2 separate regions of the Homo sapiens genome follow, and region 2 is linked to region 1. Evidence: chromatin loops called from intact Hi-C (ENCODE). Cell type or tissue: breast epithelium. All regions are shown on one strand.

Region 1 (5,000 bases):
TATAAGTGTTCCCTTTTCTCCAGCATCTGTTATTCTCCAGCATCTGTTATTCCAGCATCTGTAAGTTCACCAGCATCTGTTATTTTCTGACTTTTAATAATAGCCATTTTGACTGGTGTGAGATGGTATCTCACTGTGATTTTGATTTGCATTTCTCTAATGATCAGTGACTTGAGTTTTTTTTTTCAAATGTTTGTTTACCGCATGTATGTCTTCTTTTGAAATGTGTCAGTTCACGTCCTCTGCCCACTTTTTAATGGGGTTATTTGTTTTCTCTTGTATATTTGTTTTCTCTTGTATATTTGTTTAAATTCCTTATAGATGCTGGATGTTAGACCTTTTCCAGATGCATGGTTTGCAAATATTTTCTCCCATTCTGTAGGTTGTCTGTTTACTCTGTTGATCGTTTCTTTTGCTGTGCAGAAGCTCTTTAGTTTAATTAGATCCCTCTTGTCAATTCTTGCTTTTGTTGTGATTGTTTTTGGTGTCTTTGTTATAAAATCTCTGCCTGTTCCTATGACCAGGATGGTATTGCCTAGGTTGTCTTCCAGGGTTTTTACAGTTTTGGGTTTTACATATAAGTCTTTAATCTATCTTGAGTAGATTTTTGTATATGGTGTAAGGAAGAGGGCTGGTTTCAATCTTCTGCATATGGCTAGTGAGTTATCCCAGCATCATTTATTTAATAGGGAATCCTTTCCCCATTGCTTGTTTTTGTCAAGTTTGTCAAAGAGATGGTCATAGGTGAGCGGTCTTATTTTTAGGCTATTCTGTTCCACTGGTCTATATCCCTGTTTTTGTACCAGTACCATGATGTTTTGGTTACTGTAGCCCTGTAGTATAGTTTGATGTTGGGTAATATGATACCTTCAGCTTTGTTCTTTTTGCTTAGGATTACCTTGGCTATTCATGCTCTTTTTTGGTTCCTTAAGAATTTTTAGTTTTTTTTTAGTTCTGTGAAGAATGTTATTGGTAATGATAGGAATAGCATTGAACCTGTAAATTGCTGTGGGCAATATGGCCATTTTAATGATATTGATTCTTCCTAGCCATGAGCATGCGATGTTTTCTATTTGTTTATGTGTTTTCTGATTTCTTTGAACAGTATTTTGTAATTCTCATTGTAGAGGTCTTTCACCTCCCTGGTTAGCTGTATTCCTAGGTATTTTAGTCATTTTGTGGCAATTGTGAGTGGGATTGCCTGCCTGATTTGGCTCTCAGCTTGGCTGTTGTTGGTATATAAAAATGCTAGTGATTTTTGTACATTGATTGTTATACTAATTAGATCCTCCACCCCAGCCTAATTATTCTTCAAGATTATCCTCACTACTTCCATATGTATTTGTAAACCAAGCTTGTCCAAATATATACATAACCACATGCATACAAAAGGCAGTCTTTCAAATAATGCTTTGTCATTTTCTCTATGAAGGCCTTGTGCATCTTGTTAGATATATTGCTTTATATTTTTAATGCTATTATAAATAATATTGTTTAAAATCTCATTTTAGAACACCTTGTTGTTGGTGTTAAAAAATGCAAGTGATATTTACATATAGATTTTTGTATCAGACAAACTTGATAAACTGTTACTAGTTCTAATTATTTATTTGAGCGTTCATTGAAACTTTCCACATGGATAGTTATATTAACTGCAATTAATGTGAATTTTTTTCTAAGTTTCCACATTTCCTAGGACTGACTAGAACCTCTGATAATAAGGAAAATGTATAATATAATTTACCATGTAGTATTATTTTTTTTAAATGTTAAAGTAATTGTGATTGTAACATCCATTTTATTTATTATTGTATTTGATTAGCTCATATTTTGTTTGGATTTTGCATCTGTGTTCAACAGTAAGATTGGCATGTAATATTCTTTTTTCATATTGTCCTTGCAAAGTTGGAATATCAAGGTAATGCTAACCTCATAAAATGAAATGGAAGGTATTCCTCTTTTTCAATATTCTGGAATAGTTTGTGTAATTAGGATTATTTTTTCTTGAATGTTTGGTAATTTTTGTTAGTGAAGCCATCCAAATATTGGCTTCACTAACAAATATTACCAAACATTCAAAATTGGTGAAAAATAAAATTTCACCAGTTTTATTTGTGAAATTTAATTTTTTTCATGGGTATAGAATCATTTAACTTTTCTGTTTCTTCTTGGGTCCATTTTGGTAATATACATTAAAAAAGGAATTTGTCAATTTTTTCTTTTCTCATATGAATATTTATTACTGCTTTCTATATTTGGCAAGTAGACTTAAAAAATTCAGTTTAAAATATTTTTCTAATTTTCATTTTGATTTGTTCTTTGACCTATAAATAATTTAGAAGTGTTTCTTAATTTCCAAACATGAGGATGTCATCTCATTATGATTGTATTATTGATTTCTAACTTAATTGCCTGATTAGCAGAGAACATGAGATGTTCTTTATGGTTCATTTAATTTGGGTAATTATCATAAATGCTTTATATATGCTTTGGCAGTTTGTGTATTTCAGTGAATTTTTCTACTGAATTATCTTAGTTCTCAAATTTATGGGCATAAACTCTATAGCATTCCTTTATTGTTCTTTAGGTAGAAGACTATGGCTGCTTTTAATGCTTTCTTTTCAATCTTTAGTGTTCTGGAATTTGACTAGGTTGTCTTAATCTATGGACATTTTAAAACTTATTTTAACTGGGATTTATAGAGCATTCTGAGTCTTCACATTGCTGTCTTTTATTAGTATTGGAAAATTCTCAGCTATTCTTTTTTTTTTTTTTACAAATACAATATCACTCTGTTGCCCAGGCTGGAGTGCAGTGGTACAGTCATGACCCACTGCAGCCTCTACCTCCTCCTAAGCTCGGGTGATCCTCTCACCTCAGCACCCCTAGTAGCTGGGACTACAGACATGCGCCACCACACCTGGCTAATTTTATTAATTCTTTAATATTGTTTTCTCCTTATTTTCTCTCAACTCCTTACTGTCCTTCAGGAATACTGCTTGAATTTATGTTAACATATACCATAGTCTATATTACATAACTCTTAACTTCTCTTTTGAAATTTCTGTGTATTTATTTCTATATGTTGTATTCTGGATAATTTCTTCTGATCTCTCTTCCAGCTTGCTAATGCTCTTTTCAACTCTGTCAAATCAACTTTTCAGATAGGCTTAGTCATTTTTGTAGTCTCTTCCCTTTTACTCATATTACAATCCCTTTATAGCCTCTTCTTCATAATCGTTTTACTCTCCTGCTCATATTTTTGAGGTTATCTTTTATTTCTTTAAACATGTAAAGTATTTTCTATTGTGTGTCCAATAATTTTAATATCTATATATTGTGTGTCTAATTTTCAGTTCTTTATTTTTCTGCTTCCTTTAATGGAAGCTTGTTTTCTGGCATTTGGGGAGTTTTTAATATGAGCTCCTATTTTGAAAAGTTTATCTTTGGCAATTTTTTGCACAAGGATCCAAATGGTTTTCATCAGAGAGAATTGATTTCCTCAGGTTCCTGGGCTACTACAAACTTCGAACACTTTAAAGTAAAAATTCACCTTGAGGATTTTTGGATATCCTAGGTAGCGTGAAGGTATACAAAATCTATAATAGCTTTTGGCTAAGAATACTCGACAGGGACTTTTTCTCCTTCTCACCATCCCACAGTTTGAGAGAGACAGTTTTTCTCACATTTCACAGGGATGGGGGCAGGTTTATTTTTAGTCTACTCCTTACCTGAGCATGAACCTCTTGTAAGCATTCATGGGGGTCTCCTATTAGCCTTCTGACCCTCTGTGTGCAGATCTGTGCTTCTTCTTCCTCCAATCCTTCGCGATAGGAAAACCAATGCTCAGTTTCACCTGAGTTGACAAATCCCTCAGAGCAAAAGCCAGCCTAAGTGCTCGACTTACTCTTCAAGACTCTTGTTTTAAATTAAGTTTTTTGCTTTTTTTTTTTTTTTTTTTTTGCCTCAGAGAATGTCTTGTTTTCTGGATAGCTCATCAACTATTCTAAAAAGATGCTGAAAGGTCTTTCATTCAGGATTTTTAGTTGTTTCCAGCAGTAGAATTGGTCAAGGTCTCTAGCCCACCATTGAGAAGTGGATATCATCTTTACTCCTCTAACTTCAGGCTTTAATTCTTGTTAAAATGCAAATGCCCATGCTTAAAAGCATGTTAAGGCAGTATTTCTTTTATTTCCTTATTTATTGTTATTATTTTTTGACACAGCGTCTCACTCTATCACCCAGGTTGGGGTGCAGTGGTACAATTTTGGATCACTGTAGCCTCAACCTCCCAGACTCAATTGATCCTCCCACTTCAGTATCCTGAGTAGCTGGGACCACAGGCACACACCATCATGCCCTGCTCATTTTTGTATTTTTCTTAGAAATAAGGCTTTGCCATGTTGCCCAGGACTCCTTGGCTCAAGTGATCCATGCACGCCAGGCTTCCAAAGTGCTGGGATTACAGGTGTGAGCCACCACGCCCGGCCCAACGCAGTATGTTTCACAGTGCCATCTTAGACCATCTCCTTGAAAATCATCTGGCATCCTTGCTAAAATGCTGATCACAGGTCATATCTCAAACTTCTTGAATGTAAATCTTGGGATGGAAGAAGAGAGAATTATTACTCAGTGTTTCAATGGAGAACTACTTTGTTATGTTGCTATCTGTCTTATGCTTTTGTACAAATTAGTTTCAGATCTTTTTCTGAAACAAATTATCCCAACAAAAAAGCTTAGGAATATTTGGTATTTGGAGGAAAAAGTCTTCCCAAAATTGGCATTAAAAAAGTGGCTTTTCTCTGTAAAGAATCTAGCATTTGCTGATTCCGTGTCCCTGACCACTACAGTGTGAGTACTGTCTCCTGTTTTCACCTGTATCTATAGGTTATTTAGTCTCAAAGCCAGGAGTCAACTTGTTTTACTGAATTTTCTTCAGATTGCCCAAGGAATTGTAAAGGAGGCTCATTTTTCTGTCATACCTATGGAGAAACCATGGA
Region 2 (5,000 bases), 510 kb after region 1:
GTCATGGAGTGTACTGTCTAGCTGGGGAGCAGAACTAAACACATACACAATTAGATATAAACCGTTGTCCCTCTGTATCTGTTGGGGATTGATTCTAGGAACCCCCTTGGAGACCAAAATCCATGGATACTCAAGTCCCTGTATAAAATGATATTGTAGAGCTGGCCCTTTGTATCTGAGGGTTCTGCATCTGAGAATTCAACCAATGTTGGATCAAAAATATGGTATTTGTGGGATGTAGAACCTGCAGATACTGAGGACCATATCTGGAACTAACGCAGGACTGACTGCAAGACTTGAGCATCCTCAGATTTTGGTATCCACAGGGGTCCTGAAACCAATCCCCTGAAGATATCAAGGGACAACGGTATTTGCATGTAACTTATACAAACCCTCCCCTATACTTTAAATCATCTCTAGATTATTTATAATACCTAATACAATATAATAATTATAATAATTATAATACCTAATACAATATAAGTAAATAGTTATTATACTATATTTTTAGAAAATAATTACAAGAAAAAAGTCTGTACATATTCAGTACAGACGTAACCATCCATTTTTTCCAAATATTTTCAATCTATGGTTGGTTGACTTTACGGATACAGAAGGCAGAATATAATTACAAATTATGATACAGAAGTACTCTGAACAATAGGAACAGAATGCCATGAAACTATGAGATACAATTGGAAAGACTGACTTTGGAGAGAATTTATAAATGGAAAGGTCTAGGTGAGCATCGGAGATTTTGAGCTCTTAGAATAATGTTCCTTGAATGGTTCTTATTCCCTCTTTCCATTTCATTCTATGTAGGCAGTGGAAGATGCCTTCACCATGAATTTTACCTGTGTTACTGCCAGTACAGATGTTGATCTTTCTCAACCAAGACATCATGAATTTCCATAGCCCCAATAAATTGCAACTGTTGGGGCCATGGAAACATGGGAGCTGGGCTGCTTAGGAGAACCTGAGTTCTTTGGGTGGGGTGAAGGGTGTGGTGTTTACACATTTCATTAGGATTAGAGTGATTTTGGTTCTGCTGCAAACATTGCCAAGAACTCATCATATTCCTCTGGATAAGTCACTTAATTTCATTGAATCTCATTCTTTCTCCTATAAAATTAGAGAATTAAGATGAGGTCATCTCTGAGGTCCTTTCATATTCAGTGTCCTAAAAGGCTGTATTGTATAGTGAAAAAAGGTACAGACTTGGGAACCAGATTGTGAGGGTTGAAATCCCAGCTCTGTCACCTACCAGCTATGTGACTAAGTACATTTCTTAACTTCTCTGTGCCTCCCGTTCCAAAACTGTAAGATGGGAGATAAGATAGTATGCACCGCATAGTGTTGTGAGAATTCAGTGAATTAATCTAGTAAAGTACTTAGGGCCTGCATTATGGTATGTAAGAAGTGTTAACTGCTATTACTATTCCCTGAAAGAAGGTCACCTCTTCTAAAGCCTGGACTCCAGAAGAGGCAGAATACTCGAGACCCTGGAGTGAACATATAAACAAAATAGTGTTTGGGAACCAATAATTGACATTTCCACAATTCTTACCAAACCTGCTTTGTGTTAGGCATGTTTTAAAGCACAACTTTTTATTGTTGGAAGAAGGCCCAAACCATAGAATGCTTTATTTCATGCCCACAGGGACTCTCTTCTTCCTTGGGACACAGGCAGGTAATTAAGCCCCTGAGGATGGGGTGCACACAGGATATTGAACTAGTGCTTACTTCATAATGCTTTCACACCTGCGGCCAGGACAACAAAGCAGGAGAAATCAATGCCATTACTTCAGAGGCTGAGAGGTGGATGCTCTTATGCCAATGGGTTTTTGCTCTACTTAAGCAACATGAGACCTCATAAATTAAACTTGAAAAGGATTTTTCAAATTATGAAAAAATTCATTAAAAATGTATAAGCATTAACTTCAGCTGACTTAGTGTATCACAGAGATTCTGTTTTAATTAAACCCATACAGATTTGCAATAAACAGCATCATTTTCTCTTCATTTCTTAATACACCCAAATCTCTGAAACTATCATTTTGTTCCTTTGCACTATTTTCTTTAGCATTTTCTTCATAAATGATACCACCTGGACTCTGTTATATTATAAGTGGTTATTAAATGTTTAATAAAGAATGAACTAATAAGACTTTTACATTTCTTCCACTTTCTGTGTGTATATGCGTGTTTGTGTAATCTTCTGACAGCTAAAACTCTGACAATTCAGACTATTGTGATTTGGGGATGTCTGAAATAATGGAGATTATGCTTTCTTATAAAAGAGAGAGAAACTACTTTTTCTGTGAGAAACTAGGATGCTATCATGGGAAAGAAATTGCTTGTGGATCTTGTAAAACAGAAAATGTAGCTTTTTAGATAAAAGGAAAAGGAGAAGAAGAAGACAAGAAATTAAGTTTACTTAGCAAAAATCTAGTTTCCTGAAACTTTTCTGGAGACCAGAGCACTAGAGTCTCTCAGTGTTTTTTGCTATGGATGACTCCCTCTTTTGGGGATGGTGGTAGTTGGCGAGGGGGAAGACTCCAAGGGGTAGTAGCAGCCAACTCCCCTCTTAGCCCTGACAACCACACCCTGACCCCTACCCCTACCAGAGGCTATCCAACACTGTCGCTTTTACCTTAGAAAAGTAGAGTTCAACCTCTCTGACAATTTCCATTGCCCCTCCTTTGTCCCTAGCCTATCTTCCTCCCTTGAGCCTTCTCCCTGTCTTCGGTTTCTTCTCTCTCTCCAAAGACTTTTCAGAAGGAGCTCAGTTTTTCCTAAAGAGTAAGAAACAAAAAAGCCTTTCTGTGGGAGTCTGTTTAAGACATAACGGACTCGTGCTTATAAAAGGCCCTTTCATTCTGTTTGCTGGTATGTGTTTCCTGAGCAGCCGGGGGTGGAAAGTCTCAATAGAGTCCAGTCAAAGATTGCAACTGCAAATTTCCAAGGCTGCAGGGTGGGGGCAGAGGAGAAGGGAAAGCCTTGTGTATAATGCCATGCAGACACTTTCAGCAAGACTTACTCAAGGCAGCCCCAGGAGCTCTGTCTTTAAACGTGCCAACATACGTTTTGTTAGCAAGGCAGTTCTTTCTAGCAAATAACTTTCTTTATGGTTTCCCACGTACAGGGTGGTTTTGTTTTTCACAAAATACCGTTATTTAAAAATGACAACTGAGCAGAGAAAATAGGCATTAAGCAGGAAATGCTTGGAGCCTGTCTAAGGCTTTTTTCTGTTGTGGACTGGCGAATTGCTGCCATGATAAGCTGATGTGTTGCCCTTTCTGTTGGAACCTTCAGGATGGTGCCCAGAGTGAGAGGGAGCATTTCAAAGAGGATTCCCTTTTGGTCTTAGGTCTTAAGTTAGAATTACATAGGGATAAGCAAATTCAAATCAGAAAGTTTGAGATTTGGATTTGAACTGTAGAGGTTAAGAGAGGGTTGGTGTAGAGATTCACATTTTTTGAAACTGTGAAATTGGATGGTTAGTGTTCACTTTTCCCCATACATACACAAATATATATATATATACATGTTTACATTTTATATTCTGTATTGGCAAATATATGTATGTGTGTGTGTATGTGTATATATATGTGTATATATATACACATATACACATATATATACAAACACACAATACACACACACACACACACAGACATATGTTCTTCATTTGATTTAATGAATAAATATTTGTTTGGCTGACCTTAAATGGATTTCATGCTATCTTAGCACTTTCTTAAATGGAGAAATTGCAACCATGTGCCAAGATTAATATGGTAAAAGTTTCACTTTATTTTATTTAAAACTATGTATATAGACATGGAATAGAATGTAAAATGTATATGAATTTAAGATACAAATGGAATACAACCCTTGCTTGTGACAGGAAAGGATCCCAGATTCCCTGGGGTAGGGGTGGACTCAGCTTTAGCTTCAACAGACTCTGGGACACCTCTGCCTAGGGCTGATCATGCGGGTCAGCAGGAACGGGCAACAAAACTCAGAAAGATTCTCTGCTCAGAGATGTTGGAATTTGTACTTCCTACCCCAGTCTTCATTCTGTAGTTATAAAATTATGATCCTTTTCAGGTCTCTCTTTAAATGTGCATATTTATTGATAGGCTTAAGCTATTGGTCATTCATACCTTATAAATTAAGCCACTAACATCATATTGAGATTGGCTTCACAGACCACAGAAGCAGCTTTGGGTTCCTAACTGAGGTCCCTTAACAGTTTTGTAGACTAGAGCAAGCCAGCTAATTCACTTGAGCCCGGTTTCTTAATCTGAAAATAGGAATGATAACACCCACCTAAATATCACAGAATAGCTATGAAGTCAAAATGGCATACTATACATGGAAGACCCCTATTAAATTGTGAAGTACTATTTATATATCAGTCATCACTACCAATCATTTTACCTGAAATTAGTAGTACATCATCAGGCTTATTCATTTGAGTTGAGATTAGTTAATAGAGAAGAATGGGATGGGAGAGGTAGTTTTGAAATATAAAACATTTAGGAAGATTGGGCCAATATGTGTTACCTCAGTGAGAGTCTTTGCTATTTGAAGGTATAATACAGCAGGTCAGAGGCAAGAAGGAAGAGGAAGAGAGTCAATGCCACAACAAACTTCTGCTCTGAGATTCAGCAGAGGAACCTTGAGGAAGAAACAGCCCTTGACAAGCTAAGTTGCTCTAAGGAGAAAATTCCATGATGAGATTCATCTTAACTTGTTAGGCAAGCCGCAATACATAGACTGAGACACAGTACTACTATATTACAGTTCTGAGCATGGTATTTTCCAAAGCCAGGACCTACTGAAAGTGTAAATAATTGGAGGTAAACACTGGTCTCACTTAGCATCTAGAAAACATCCTGTCCTCGTGCACGTCTGACAATGCTGCCTGTCATCTCTGCTCTTGTGTTCATCATCCTAATAACACACAGCAGTTGTTAAGCTTGCGCTGTGTACAG

The links. Hi-C counts contacts between places; a loop is a spot of excess contacts. Peaks named below come from ENCODE experiments on the same cell type or tissue, not always from the same donor. Only the 100,000 strongest peaks of a DNase experiment are listed, where the experiment ranks them.
Region 2: it touches region 1 in a loop (23-fold over the local background); 1 of 110 quality-filtered maps calls a loop at or near these places.

What each region holds. Positions count from the first base shown.
Region 1 is chr14:51,405,399-51,410,398 of GRCh38, forward strand. It overlaps a transcript of FRMD6 not described here. Among named protein-coding and RNA genes, the nearest start is that of LINC02310, 11 kb to the left of the region's middle. In breast epithelium, no CTCF peak of the experiment used is centred here; no DNase peak of the experiment used is centred here.
Region 2 is chr14:51,919,912-51,924,911 of GRCh38, forward strand. All of the region lies in intron 2 of GNG2 (G protein subunit gamma 2), which reads left to right. Among named protein-coding and RNA genes, the nearest start is that of GNG2, 62 kb to the left of the region's middle. In breast epithelium, no CTCF peak of the experiment used is centred here; a DNase peak (open chromatin) is centred at 2,976; H3K4me3 peaks cover 864 bases; H3K27ac peaks cover 298 bases.